Regions from separate parts of the Homo sapiens genome. Here regions 1 and 2 are each linked to region 3. Evidence: chromatin contacts called from ENCODE Hi-C or POLR2A ChIA-PET data. All regions are on one chromosome and are shown on one strand. Each heading gives the region's core, a stretch centred on a gene start or an enhancer-like site at or near the end of the contact. The rest is flanking DNA. Distances are from core to core; before and after follow the strand shown. Region 1 holds the start of CMKLR1 (chemerin chemokine-like receptor 1). Region 2 overlaps ACACB (acetyl-CoA carboxylase beta). Region 3 holds the start of CORO1C (coronin 1C).

What was found. Hi-C counts contacts between places; a loop is a spot of excess contacts on that map. ChIA-PET counts read pairs that join two places held with the same protein, here RNA polymerase II (POLR2A). Pooled maps may share reads with other maps.
Region 1: a map of ascending aorta shows a loop between it and region 3 (5-fold over the local background). The contact joins the promoter of CMKLR1 here to the promoter of CORO1C in region 3. A Hi-C loop is called at or near these places in 1 of 168 maps with a recorded cell type or tissue (ascending aorta), 2 of 37 single-sample maps with no recorded cell type and 6 of 50 pooled maps.
Region 2: a loop to region 3 is called in a map of CD8-positive, alpha-beta T cell, with 2.4 times the contacts of the local background. The contact joins the enhancer-like site here to the promoter of CORO1C in region 3. A Hi-C loop is called at or near these places in 3 of 168 maps with a recorded cell type or tissue (CD8-positive, alpha-beta T cell and naive thymus-derived CD4-positive, alpha-beta T cell), 2 of 37 single-sample maps with no recorded cell type and 9 of 50 pooled maps. POLR2A ChIA-PET finds 5 or more read pairs at or near these places in 3 of 52 experiments (Caco-2, IMR-90 and WTC11).

What each region holds. Positions count from the first base shown.
Region 1 is chr12:108,336,420-108,340,561 of GRCh38, forward strand. CMKLR1 (chemerin chemokine-like receptor 1) reads right to left here and starts at 2,892. Exons shown (of 4, transcript NM_001142343.2): 1 at 2,608-2,892. RefSeq lists an enhancer at 2,325-2,948 and a silencer at 3,056-3,175.
Region 2 is chr12:109,157,901-109,162,090 of GRCh38, forward strand. The region is part of intron 2 of ACACB (acetyl-CoA carboxylase beta); the gene reads left to right. Among named protein-coding and RNA genes, the nearest start is that of ACACB, 43 kb to the left of the region's middle. Within about 2 kb of position 2,616, at least 6 of the 41 ENCODE cell types and tissues checked have a DNase peak (open chromatin) inside an H3K27ac peak, as active enhancers do.
Region 3 is chr12:108,728,814-108,732,899 of GRCh38, forward strand. CORO1C (coronin 1C) reads right to left here and starts at 2,705. Exons shown (of 11, transcript NM_014325.4): 1 at 2,616-2,705. RefSeq lists silencers at 1,984-2,263, 2,454-2,963 and an enhancer at 2,576-3,379.

The sequences.
Region 1 (4,142 bases), core at 1,642-4,141, 390 kb before region 3:
CCTGTAGTCGCAGCTACTTGGGAGGCTGAGGCAGGAGAATGGCGTGAACCCGGGAGGCAGAGCTTGCAGTGAGCCAAGATTGCGCCACTGTACTCCAGCCTGGGCGACAGAGCGAGACTCCATCTCCAGGAAAAAAAAAAAAAAGAAACACTCACAATTATTCTAATGCAGGTGGTCTAGAGATTGCACTTTGAGAAGCTCTGAGTCTACTTCATAGCCTCGCAACTGGCGGTAATGTCTGCACCCATGTGGTGTAGCTCAAAGAGAATGAAATAAGCTTTTGGTTTTCTTGTACATCAGTGGGAATAAGAGCATTAATAATCCACTAAAGAAATCAATAATAATTTCCATTTGGCTCAGATGAGTGTCACAGGTATAGACAGGCACAGTGGAATAGAAATGATCATCAGAACAATAGCTAATGTTTATAGAGACCTTATTTTACAACAAATCCTCTGCTTACAGCTTTACTTGTATGATCTCATTTACTCTTTAGAATAATCTTATGAGGCAGTTACTGATCATATTCCCATTTTATAGATGAGGAAACTCAGGCACAAAGATGAGGAATAACTGATTCCATGTCACTCAGTTGGCAGGTGGCAGGCCAATTCAAGCCCACCCCCAGAGTGATAATAATATCAAATAATATCATCCTTATTTACAGATGATATTATTGTGGCCAGAGAGTGGGAGTACCTTGCCTAAGACCAAGGTGCCCCTTCTTGCACAATGTTCTACTCCCTTTTGTGGGGAGGTCTAGCATCAGAACTCTCCAGGCTTCTGTTTCCTAATCTGTAAAATGGGCATGTTAATAGTACCTTCATCATGTGGCCATGGTGAGGATTTGATAAAATCATCTCGAGAAAGTGGTTTGCAAACTGAGAGGAGTTATTAGGTAAACATCTAAGAGATGGGACTTCAGTCCAACTTCCCCCACCCCATTTTACAGATGGTGAAACTGACACCTGGTTACTTTATTTATTCCATGAACAATGACCCTAATATATGCTAGTTCTTGTGCAGGGGACTGAGGATGCAGAAAAAAAGTAATATCCCAGATCTGGCCTCTAGGGGCCTCCCGGCTAGAAGGAGAGACAGACAAGATGACTGGTCATTAGAACACGGTGTGGTAGGAGCCGTGATAAGGGAGGGATAGGCCCTGGGAGAGCCTAGCAGACAAGCCCTGACCCAGTGCGGGTAGGGGACTTCTCAGAACAAGTCAAGCCAGAGAAAGGCATGACTTGCCCAAAGTTAAGGTTATCTGTTCCCTGAAGTTTTGGGGGAGTCCAAAGAAGGCCCCTGTGCATCAAGAGATAACTCTCCTGTGGACCTCCCAAGTGTATGACACATCATCATTTGAGTGCCACTGGTTTAGGTTAAAGAAAAGGCCAAGCTGCCTCCTCCTGCACCAGAGGCCTGAATGACCCAGTCACACTCACCTCAGCAGCCAAGGCATTTAGAGGAATCTTACCTTCAAACCAGTTTGGAAGGGGCAGGAGATACAGCAAGAACCACAGAGAAGATTGGTCTTGAGAAGGAGGTAGGGGATGCAAAAGGGAAGTTGAGGGCTTTCCCTAATAGAAAAAGAAAGACTCAGAACCTGGACGTTCAGGCGTGTGACCTCAGACCAGTGATCTGGCATCTCTGAACCGCACAGGTCTGAGTGATTGGGCTTATATCAAGTAGTAGTTCCCTGATGTTGTAATGCTTATAATTTTGCCAAAGCTGGCTTGCCCATTTAAAATGGGCTATTCTGAAGACAGAGGAGGGAGTGGAATATTTTCAACAGAGAGTGCCGGCAAAGGTTTTGTGTCCTTTATATACAAAGAACCCTTAGATATCAATTGGAAAAAGATAAACATGCCCCCAGAGGAGAAAAAAATGGGAACAGACTTGAACAGGAGAGTCAGACTAGAAATGTGAAAAATAAGTTTATAAAAGAGAATCAACACTAACAAAGAAATGAAATGCCTATTGAAGCATCTAGATATTATTCTCGACTTCACATCAGGGAAAGTTTAAGGGATGGGTAGCAACAAGGTGGGTTTAGTATGTGAGAATACTGTGCCCTGGTATAACATCGTAGAGAGGTCAAGCTGCCACGGCCTTCCAGGGTGCAGTGTGACCAAAAGCTCAGAAGTCTTAAAAATAGGCAAACCTTAAATCTAGCAATTTCTAAAAGGTATTCATAAGACACACACACAAAGATGTCATACTAAATATTCATTGCAGCACTGTTCTAATAAAAAAAAAGAAGCAAATCTATTATGGAAAAGTCAAATAATCTTAAGATAGCCTTTCTATGCAGCCATGAAAAATGTATATTGGAAGAATATAGGTGATATGGAAAAAAGTTCACAATCTGTGGTTAAGCAGGTTACCAAACTAGATGTGGAAATCCACATTCATATATTTAGTTGTGTATCCTTGCTATTTCTTTAAACAATGAACATGCATTACTTTTGACATCTGAAAATAATAACAAAACTCTTCCTTTTAACAAATATGAAATTATAAAAAGAAACAAACTTTTCTCTCTGTTAGTATTCATTCCCCTTCCCTGGCCCCCCTCAGAAGACACCCAAGGCAAGTGTGTGATGATACCTTCCCTCTGGTCTCTGCCCGGAAGGTCTTCCTGAGGGTTCCCTGTGACTGCAGGCCACTCGAGGCTGTTGGGGAGACTTGCACACCCTGGCTTCTTTCTGCCAATCACAGGCTCCTCTGGCTGTGGCTGTTTGCCCAGAAAGCAGTTCATTCATTTGTTCATTCAAGATCCCCCTCTGAACCCCCAGAGCGCCGCAGCTGGAACACCCCTATCACCCGGAGGCTTCCCAGGGAGCCTGCTCTGTCCTGAGCTCCCTGCTGGCCGCCGGGGCTGCTTCCCTGAATGGGACTGGGACAGAACTCAGCCAGAGAAACAGCTGGAGGGAGGAGAGCAGGAGGGAGGGGCAGGAAACTGGGCTGACCTAGGGCGGGGGCGGCTAGCTGCGTGGAGAGGGGGCTGCGAGGGGAGGGTGCCCCTACCAGCCGGGGACTGGGCTTGTGGGTGGCGGCGGGGGCCCGCTGGGGACGACCCGCCCCTCTGGCAGCCTCTTGCAGCCGGGGAGCCGTGCCCACTGAGCGCAAACAGGGAGCACATCTGAGCACCCGGCTGCTGGGGGAAGTGCAAGCGCCTCTGCTCCCGGTGAGGGGCTCAAGCTCCACACTGACCGAGAGATTGGCTGCCTCTCACCCTGGGCCTTTGCAACGCTGTTCCTCCCACCTGGATGCTATTCCTGCCCTAATTCGTGGCCCGATGGTCTCCTACTGCCTCTTCAGGTCTCAGGTTGAAGGTCACCTCCCAGGGAAGCCTTCCCCAACCCTCGGGGGCTGCTGTGCCCCTCAGGGTCACCCCATCACCTCACTGATGCAGTGCTGTCCTTGCCTGTTAAGATGTCTCTCTCCTTGCACCGAGAACTCCTTGCACCAGGAACTCTGTAGGGAAAGAACTGTATTCTGTTCCCTGCCCTAACCAGGCGCTAAGTGCCTGGTTCATCGGCTGTGTGGTCACCATCATTAGTGGAATAATCAAAACAACCGACAGCCAGGCAGCGTGCTAGGCGATGCGTACTTACTCTTCACGGCAACCCTAGATAACAGGAATTATTACTACTCCAGTCTTACCAATAAGGAAACTGGGGTACAGAGAGATTAAGTCACTTGCTCAAGACCACACCGCCAGCAGCTGACAGAGCTGGGATTCCAACTATGTTGTCTGGCTCGGAGGCCCACCCTTGGCCTCCAGACTGAAGAAATAACAGAAGTGCCCATGTGGGCCCCTGTGCCAAGTGCTTCCATGGAGTAAGCCGTGTGAACCACCACCCACGTCGGGGGGGCATCACTTGCCCATTCTACACATGAGGATGCTAGGGCCACAGAGCAGAAGTCGTTTTGCCCAGGGCGCCAAGCTCATGCTGACCGAGCCATGGCTGGATCTGAGTCTGTCTGATTCCAAAGCCAAGACTGCCTACGACTGCCTAAAATAATATTTTTAGAAAGAAAAAGAAAAGGGAAGGGCAGGGGAGGGGAAGAGAGGGGAAGGGAGGAGAAGAAAGAAAGGAAGAAAAGGGAGGGCAGGGAGGAAGGTAATGGGGAGGAGG
Region 2 (4,190 bases), core at 1,366-3,865, 430 kb after region 3:
TGAGTCCCATTTCACTGCCATGCAATTCTGCTCTGAAAGGCCAGCTGCCTGCATGCAAATATTGGCTGTAGACCTATCAGGGGTTTTCACTCTTGGCTACACATTAGAATTTCCTGGTGGGGAGATTTTTGAAAAATCTGGATGCCGGGGACCCCACCTCTACCCCCTAGACATGCTGATGGGACCCCGACATCAGAATCTTATAAAGTTTTTCATGTCAGGGTTGAAAACTCGTGCCTAGCTTGGGGTCAGCAGACTGCTATTATAAACGGCCAGACAGTAAATATTTTTGGCTTTGTGGCCATGTGGTCTCTGTTGTAACTACTCAACTCTGCTGTTTCCTGCACCAGAAGCCATAGTTATGTAATTGAACAGGCCTGGCTGTGTTTCAATCAGACATTATTTATAGATGGGGAAATTCAAAGTTCATATAATTTTTATGTGTCACAAAACAGGATTCTTTTGATTTTTTTTTTTTTTTCGATGACTTAAAAATGTTGGCTGGGCATGGTGGCTTATGTCTATAGTCCCAGCACTTTAGAAGACCAAGACAGGAGGGTTGCTTGAGGAGTTTGAGACCAGTCTGGGCAACATGATGAAACCCCGTCTCTACAAAAATAAACCAATTAGTTGGGCATGGTGGTGCACACCTGCAGTCCCAGCTACTCAGGAGGCTGAGGTGGGAGGATCACTTGAGCCCAGGAGTTTGAGGCTGCAGTGAACTATTTTTGCACCACTGCACTGTAGTCCTGGCAACAGAGGGAGACCCTGTCTCTATAAAAAACAAATAAGGCTGGGTGCGGTGGCTCACACTTGTGGTCCCAGCACTTTGGGAGGCCAAGGTGGGCAGATCGCCCTGAGGTCAGGAGTTCAAGACCAGCCTGGCCAACATGGTAAAACCCTGTCTCTAATAAAAATACAAAAATTAGCAGAGCGTGGTAGCACACATCTGTAGTCCCAGCTACTCGGGAGGCTGAGGCAGGAGAATCACTTGAACCTGAGAGGTGGAGGTAGCAGTGAGCTGAGATCACACCGCTGCACTCCAGCCTGGGCGACAGAGCAAGACTCCCTTTCGAAACAAACGAAACAAAACAAAAAACAATCTAAAAAGTTAAAACCGCTCTTAGCCTGTGGGAGATACAAAAACAGGTGGCCGAGTGGATTTGACCCATGGGTCCTAGTTTGCCCACTCACCCCTGGCCTAGCCAAGGTAGTCATCCCAGGGGGTACTGATGGGGCAGGTGGCTTGAGAAATTTCCAAGGGTCCATTTCTGGAGAGCGTGGTTTTGTGCTGTTTGAACGATATCAACCTTTACTGGGCTACACAGTGTTCTTTCTTGCTTTCTTGTTTGGAAGTAGTTGTAATTACAGAATTGCCTGGCTCAGAATCAGCTCTTAGCAGTGCGGGTAGCCGTTACCATCTCTATTTTATAGAAGAAAAGAGAGGGAAGAAATTGAAGGTCTGATTAATGCCGGGGCCCTAGCCTAATGGCCCAGCCTGGGCTCCTGTAATGCTATCCTGCAGACGTACATGGTAGCTAAAGTGTTGCAAGCTGTTTACTTTGGCTAGGTCCAGGGATAAACTGTTAATTCCATCATGTGAGGAAACTGAGGCAGGGAGTATTGAAGTAACTTTCCCAGGATTACACAGGTTATAAGCGGTAGATTCTGGCTTCAAAGCCTAGGAGGATGGCCGCAGTCTACCAGAGTTTCTAAACTGCGGCTCTGTTGACACTTGGGGCTGTCCAGTTCTTTGTGGGGCTGTCCTGTGCATTGCAGGGTGTTGAGCAGCATCCCTGGTCTCCACCCACTAGATGCCAGTAGCGCATCCCCCAAGTTGTGACAATCAAAGATGTCTCCAGGTATTGCTCCCCGGGGAGCAAAATTTCCCCCAGTTAAGCACTCAGGGCTGGGCGCGGTGGCTCACCCCTGTAATCCCAGCACTTTGGGAGGCCAAGGTGGGCAGATCACCTGAGGTCAGGAGTTCGAGACCAGCCTGGCCAACATAGTGAAACCCCATTTCTACTAAAAATACAAAAATTAGCCAGGCATGGTGGCAGGCACCTATAGTCCCAGCTACTCGGGAGGCTGAGACAGGAGAATCGCTTGAATCTGGGAGGCAGAGGTTGCAGTGAGCCGAGATGGTGCCACTTCACTCCAGCCTGGGTGACAGAGCTAGACTCTGTCTCAAAAAAAAAAAAAAAACCAACCAACCAAACAAAAAACCTCAGCATTATACATGTTTGTCTCTTATTTGAGAGGAATATAAGAGGCCATATGTGTAATGCATGTTTTAAAAGTCCAGTTAATAGAGGGGCTTCCATTTATCTCAGATTGTCTTTCTGCCTAGAAGTTAGATTCTGAGGTCAGCTAGAGTTGGATTTGAAACGGGGCTCTGCCACTTGCCAGCTGTGAAACTGGAGGTAAATGGTCCTCTCTGAACCTCGGTTTCCTCATCGTGAACCTGGAGATGACAGACTCCTCCATACAGGGCTGTGGAGATTCACTGAGAGGCCCCCTGTGCCCAGTCCATAGTGGGCAGCCGAGAATGTTTATTTCCTCCATTCCTGATACTATTCTGCCTGGTCTTGTGCTCCGGCAGCTGACTGCATTTGGTGTTTGGCTGACACCTCTGCTGTTGATTGTACCTGAAGTCATTTCCAAAGTCACCTTGAAACATTTCAGCTCTCACCCTTGCCGTGCTGTATAAGGACAGGGCTTCTCACTGGACAATGGCACTTAGGATGATCCTCCTTCAGTGGAAGCAAATGCTGGCCGAAGGTCAGCTCTCTAGAGCCAATGTTGGTTGGCTTCCAGCTTTATCAAAAAGAATTAAAATAGCCACTTGCCTGGAGATTGGGCCTGAAACAAGGCCAGTCCGGCAGCTTTGTGTGTTCGCTTGCCTAGCCTGCGGTAATGGGCTTGTGGCCTGCCTGATGGAGGGGCTCTGTCACCAGTTTCGAAATCAACATGGTGGCCAAGAATGGTTTTTTTGCCCCCTAGGCCACAAATGAAGTTTTTCTTTGTTGTGCTTTAGGTCAAATTGCTAGAGTTTTAATGTTTGTGTGTGTAGAAATGGGATGTCTCAGACTTTCTGAAGCTGAACCATCAAGCCAGCCAGTCAGGGAAGGTCGTGGACAGAATGAGGGGTGCGGCTGTGTGTGGGAATGTCGATTAGTACAACCTCTGTGGAAAACAGTTTGGAGAGTTCTCAAGGAACTAAAATAGATCTGCCAGTCTCTCCAGCAATCCCACTACTGGGTATGTACACAAAGGAAAAGAAATCACTCAGTCAGATTCGCTTTTCATTGGGAGGATCTTAACATGATTGGTTGAAAACAATAAATAAAATTAGCAAGGAGTCCAGTTGTGGGGTCTCACGCCTGTAATCCCAGCACTTTGGGAGGCTGAGGCAGGCAGATCACTTGAGGTCAGGAGTTCAAGACCACTCTGGCCAACGTGTAAAACCCCGTCTCTACTAAAAATACAAAATTTAGCCGGACATGGTGGCGGGCACCTGTAACCCTAGTTGCTCGGGAGGCTGAGGGAGGAAAATTGCTTGAACCTGGGAGGTGGAGGTTGCAGAGAGCCGAGATTATGCCACTGCTCTCCAGCCTGGGCGACAGAGTGAGACGCAGTCTCAGAAAAATAAAATAAAATAAAATAAAGAAATAATTATATCAAAAGACACCTGTACTTGTATAGTTATCACAGCACTATTCACAGTAGCAAAGATATGGAATCAACCTAAGTGTCCACCAACAGATGACTAGATACAGAAAATTTGGTGTATATATATATATAATTTTTTATGGCTCAGTAGTATTCTTTTGTGTGTATGTGTGTGTGTGGTGTGTGTGTGTGTGTATACCTACATGTATACATGGGTGTTCCTCTTACAAAATTAATAGCTTTTTTCTTATTGAAAATAACACATCATTGCAGAACATTTTTTAAAATATAGCAAAGAGATAACGGCTCTTAATACTTTAGCATTTTTTTCCCCCAGATCAGGGGTCTGTCTACAAATGATGTCCCTTGGGTTGCATCTACCTTTTTTTGTAAATAAATGAAGTTCTCTTTTTTTTTTTTTTTAGGTAGAGTTTCACTCTGTTGCCCAGGCTGGAGTGCAGTGGTGTGATCTCAGCTCACTGCAACCTCTGCCTCCCGGGTTCAAGTGATTTTTGTGC
Region 3 (4,086 bases), core at 1,455-3,954:
TTAAGTTTAAAAAGACATACAAGTGTCAGAAAAGAGTTTTCATAATTCAAGGAGACAGTAACACAGAGAAGTCATAAATGGAAAACAAGCTTAAGAGGTTTTATCACATGGATTTGTACCTTGAAAATGCAAGTAGCTCTCAAATTTATTATTGCCCCACCCCTGGAAAAGAGGTCAAAGGTAAAACAGACCAATTAATAATATGTTTCTAAAGTACCAGTTTGTGACAAATCAAAATATGAGAAATTAAAATTTTGCCATCATAAAGAAGAGACTCGTCGACATACCCACTTATATAACTAAGAATTGATATTCATCCTTTTGAACATTCCATCTCATAGTCGTTAGAGTGACTCTCTTCCTCATGGTTGGAGTGGATCCCAGAAGTGACAGATAAGTTAAACATAAAACTTTTATCAAAAAATCCAACGGTGTTTAAAAAAATGCTATTCACTGACACCGAATCTAATCCTAAACTATATATAAATAAGTATAAATGCTGATTAGCACAATCTGCAGGCAAAGTAACAAAGGATCATGAAAAAGTCAATATTGTGTGCAGTTATGTTTCATCGGTATGTATCTATTAAAATTCATCAGGCTTTAATGTACCTTCCACAAGTAATCAAAATAAATATGGACAAGATAGGTTCTATATTTGTCAAAAATGTGTGCTCCTGACGTTTATACCAAATCTTTGTCCAATCCTCAGTACACACGACTAACCTCCACCACGAAACACTGCACTTCAAGACCTAAGGTACAACACAATTCTCAGTTTTATTTCACTTTTTTCCCTACTTATTTATGCGATTTCTCAGATCCAATGTTTACTATTATGCTTCATAGCCAAACATTATGACTGTGAAACATACCTCCAAACCAAAAATACTAGTTTCCTTAAATCATCTGAAATGTATAGAACCAAGTCCAAAATAGATTTTGCACATTTCTTCAGTTTTACAGGGAATGCAGAAAGTGAATTAATATTAAACAGGTATCTATTTGCCTTCACAACTGAACAGACGGTACAAAGCAACTGCTTATACTTAATCATGTTTCTGTCTATTCCAGCAGGCCCTGGTGTCAGGAGAACGTTCTGCCAGATAAGGACAATGAGATGCATTATTATATAGAGTGACTAAGAGCCCTACAAGTACTGTTTTAGAATGTAATCCCAGGCAGAAAGGCTGCGGTAAGAGGGCCTAATATTTTGTGGTAACTATTTCCAAAAGTAAATATATTCGCCACCCAGGACCAGTTTATTAAACGCGCACTACATTCAATTCTTTTCAAATGTCTTATAGGAGGGAAAAGCCTTTGTATCTTACCATGCCGGGGGAAATGAACAACTTGCAATTTGCTTCGCACTCTGAATCCCACGTTTGCAACATGTAGAGCAAGCACTTTAGACACCACAAAACAAGGGCAGCCTACATTACGGCCAAATATAGGATGTGTTTCTAAATCGTGATGCAGTAAAGCCTACGATTCCTTTTCCAGCGTTCAAAATCCTTTGAACACTCCCAAAAAAGGATGCCAGGGCCAGCGCCTCCCTCCAAGAGGAAGCCCCTTTCTTCTCAGCTCTCACCGCAGCCTGCCACTTCCCCCAACACATTCAAATCATTTGAGAGACGGAGAGCTGGGGAGCGTGCGCCGGTGGGGACAGGCGGGAGAGCTCGGTTTCTGCATTCCCACCCTCCACGTCTGACCTCATCCTCAGTCATTTCGGCGCAGCGGGGCCCCACCTGCACCTCGCTCCTTTTTACTGCGTCCCTCGCCAGCTGCCCCGCTATTAGGGAAACACACCTCTGAATCACCCAGTTCACTCGGACACCCTGGGCCCCCGATCCGACAGCCTTCCTGCTTCGTTCCTCCCCTCCCAACCCCCAGCCAGTCCCAGCCCTCTGCTCCCTTGGCCGGGCTCAGCCTCTTCCCAAGCCGCCCCCACCCACATTACTCCAGCTCCAGCTCTGCCCCGCCCCGCCTGACCCCCAACCGAGATCTGCAGGGCCCAGAGCTGGTCTCGCACCCAAAGCCAGGAAACCCGCAGGCCAGGCGGCCGCCCTCGCCCCTCCCGACGCAGGGCCCAGCTCGCCCCGGCCCCACGTGAGCCCGGCCCCTACCCGCCCCCACCCACTCGTTCCCTGGGGCGGCCCAAACCCAGTCCCCAGGCCTGGAGCCCCCGGGCTCTACGCCTCGCCCGAAGCAGCCCTTCCCTCCCAGCACCTCGCCCAAGCAGGCGATCCCTGACCCCTAAAAGCCTTCCCTGGGCAGCCTCGTCCCACCTCGGCCCGCGGCTCCGCACCCGGCCAGGAGCGTTCCGGACCTCGAAAGCCTCCTCCCCACAGGGACCCTGCTTCACGCTCCCCACGCCACCTGGTTCGGTCCCCAACTCCCTTTCCCCGAGCCCCCGACAGCAGCCCCCGGCCCTAACCCCTTGCAACCCAGCCCGTGAACCCGCGCCCCGCGCGCCCACCCAGCACTGTCCCCTCCACCTAGCCCTGCCCCTCGCCCCGCCGGCTCCTGTCAGGCGGCGCAGGCACATGCTCAGAGGACAGGTCCGCCCGCCCGACTCGCTCTCAGGCTGCCCCCGCCGGGCGCGAGCCGCTCACCCGGGCCGAGGTGCCTGAGGCGCCGCCGCCGAAGTCCCCGCTGCAAAGCCGGGCGAAGCCTCCAACCGCTGCCGCCTCCAGCCTGGCACTGAGCGCCGTGCGGGGGAGGGGCGCGGGCAGCCGCCACCGCCCCCGCCACCGCGCGTAGGCCCCGCCCCCGCGCCGCGCGGGACCCAACCAGGGCTGCCGGGCCGCTGTGCGCCACGCCCACTTCCGGAGGGGAAGCCCGCTTCCCACCCCACGTTCCACGCCTCGCTACGCCCCCTCTGGTCGCACCGAGGGATGCAGGCGGTGCCCAAGCGCACGCCCCGCTCTCCAGTCATCTGAGTGGTAGAGGGCCACGCCCACAGGCGCCTCCGAGCAACGCCCACTGCTCCTTAGACCCCGGAGCGGGGTTCTTAGAGCCCCGCCCACTGACCCGCTAGGCTCTGCAAGGCCACGTCCCCTGGCTCCTCAAAGATTCCCCCAGAGCCCCTCAATACAGGAACATTAGCTCCTCTGAGCCCCGCGCACTGCCTATCCGAGTCCTTAAACCAGCCTCCTGCTTCCCTAAGCCCGGCTCCCCTCCCACTGCTTCAGAACTCGCCCAGCGGCCTCACAAAGCCCCGCCCCGTCTTCCAGAAGCCCCGCCCAAGGACCGCAACCCTATTCCTAGCATCTCAAGCCCCGCCCACTACCCCATCTCAACGTTTAAACCCCAAGCCCCGCCCCGAATTCGCGAATCCACGCCTCTGGCTCCCGAGGCTCCGCCCTGGCTCCGTCACACCCTACCACCACCTCCCTTGAGGACTGCCGACGTTCCAGCCCTCCCTGAACCGTCCATTGTCACATTCCTAGTGCAGAGTGGCCGCCCCTGGGCTGGGCCACACCCACGTAACCCCAAAGAGGGCCCGTGATTGACCCCATTTCGCAGGTGAGGGAATGGAAACTTCAGGGTTCCTCCCTTCCTTTCCCTGGCCAGAGTCCCTTAATAACTCGGCGGCCCAGGCCTGAAAGTCGGAGCACGGGAATTTGAGCCTCAGCTCTGCGGCCGTCAGACTGTGTGACCTGGGACAGTTCTCTTACCTCTTTGGGCCTGAGTCCCCTAATCTTCAGCATGAAGAAGTTGTCCTGTTAATAGCTAAAGTCCCTTTCTGAAACACCAAGCTCTGAAATACCGAGATTTGAGGAAACAGAGCCTGGGGAACCGAACCGACTGTGGGGTAGGGCTATTTACTTCCCAAAGCAAGGCATCTTTGCCATTCACAGGGGGATTTTTTATTTTAAGCGTCAGCCTCAGAAACGTGTGTTATTTAAATCAAGCTTGACCTGAACTAAGACAGCTATCACAGCAAATTATTTATCCTCTCTAAGGGTCAGTTTCTTTATCTGTAAAATGGGGATAACAGCCCCTCCCTCACAGGGTTCCATGAGATCATATTAGCAGCCATGATCGTGGCATTACTTTTTGCCATTAAAAGGAATGGCAAAA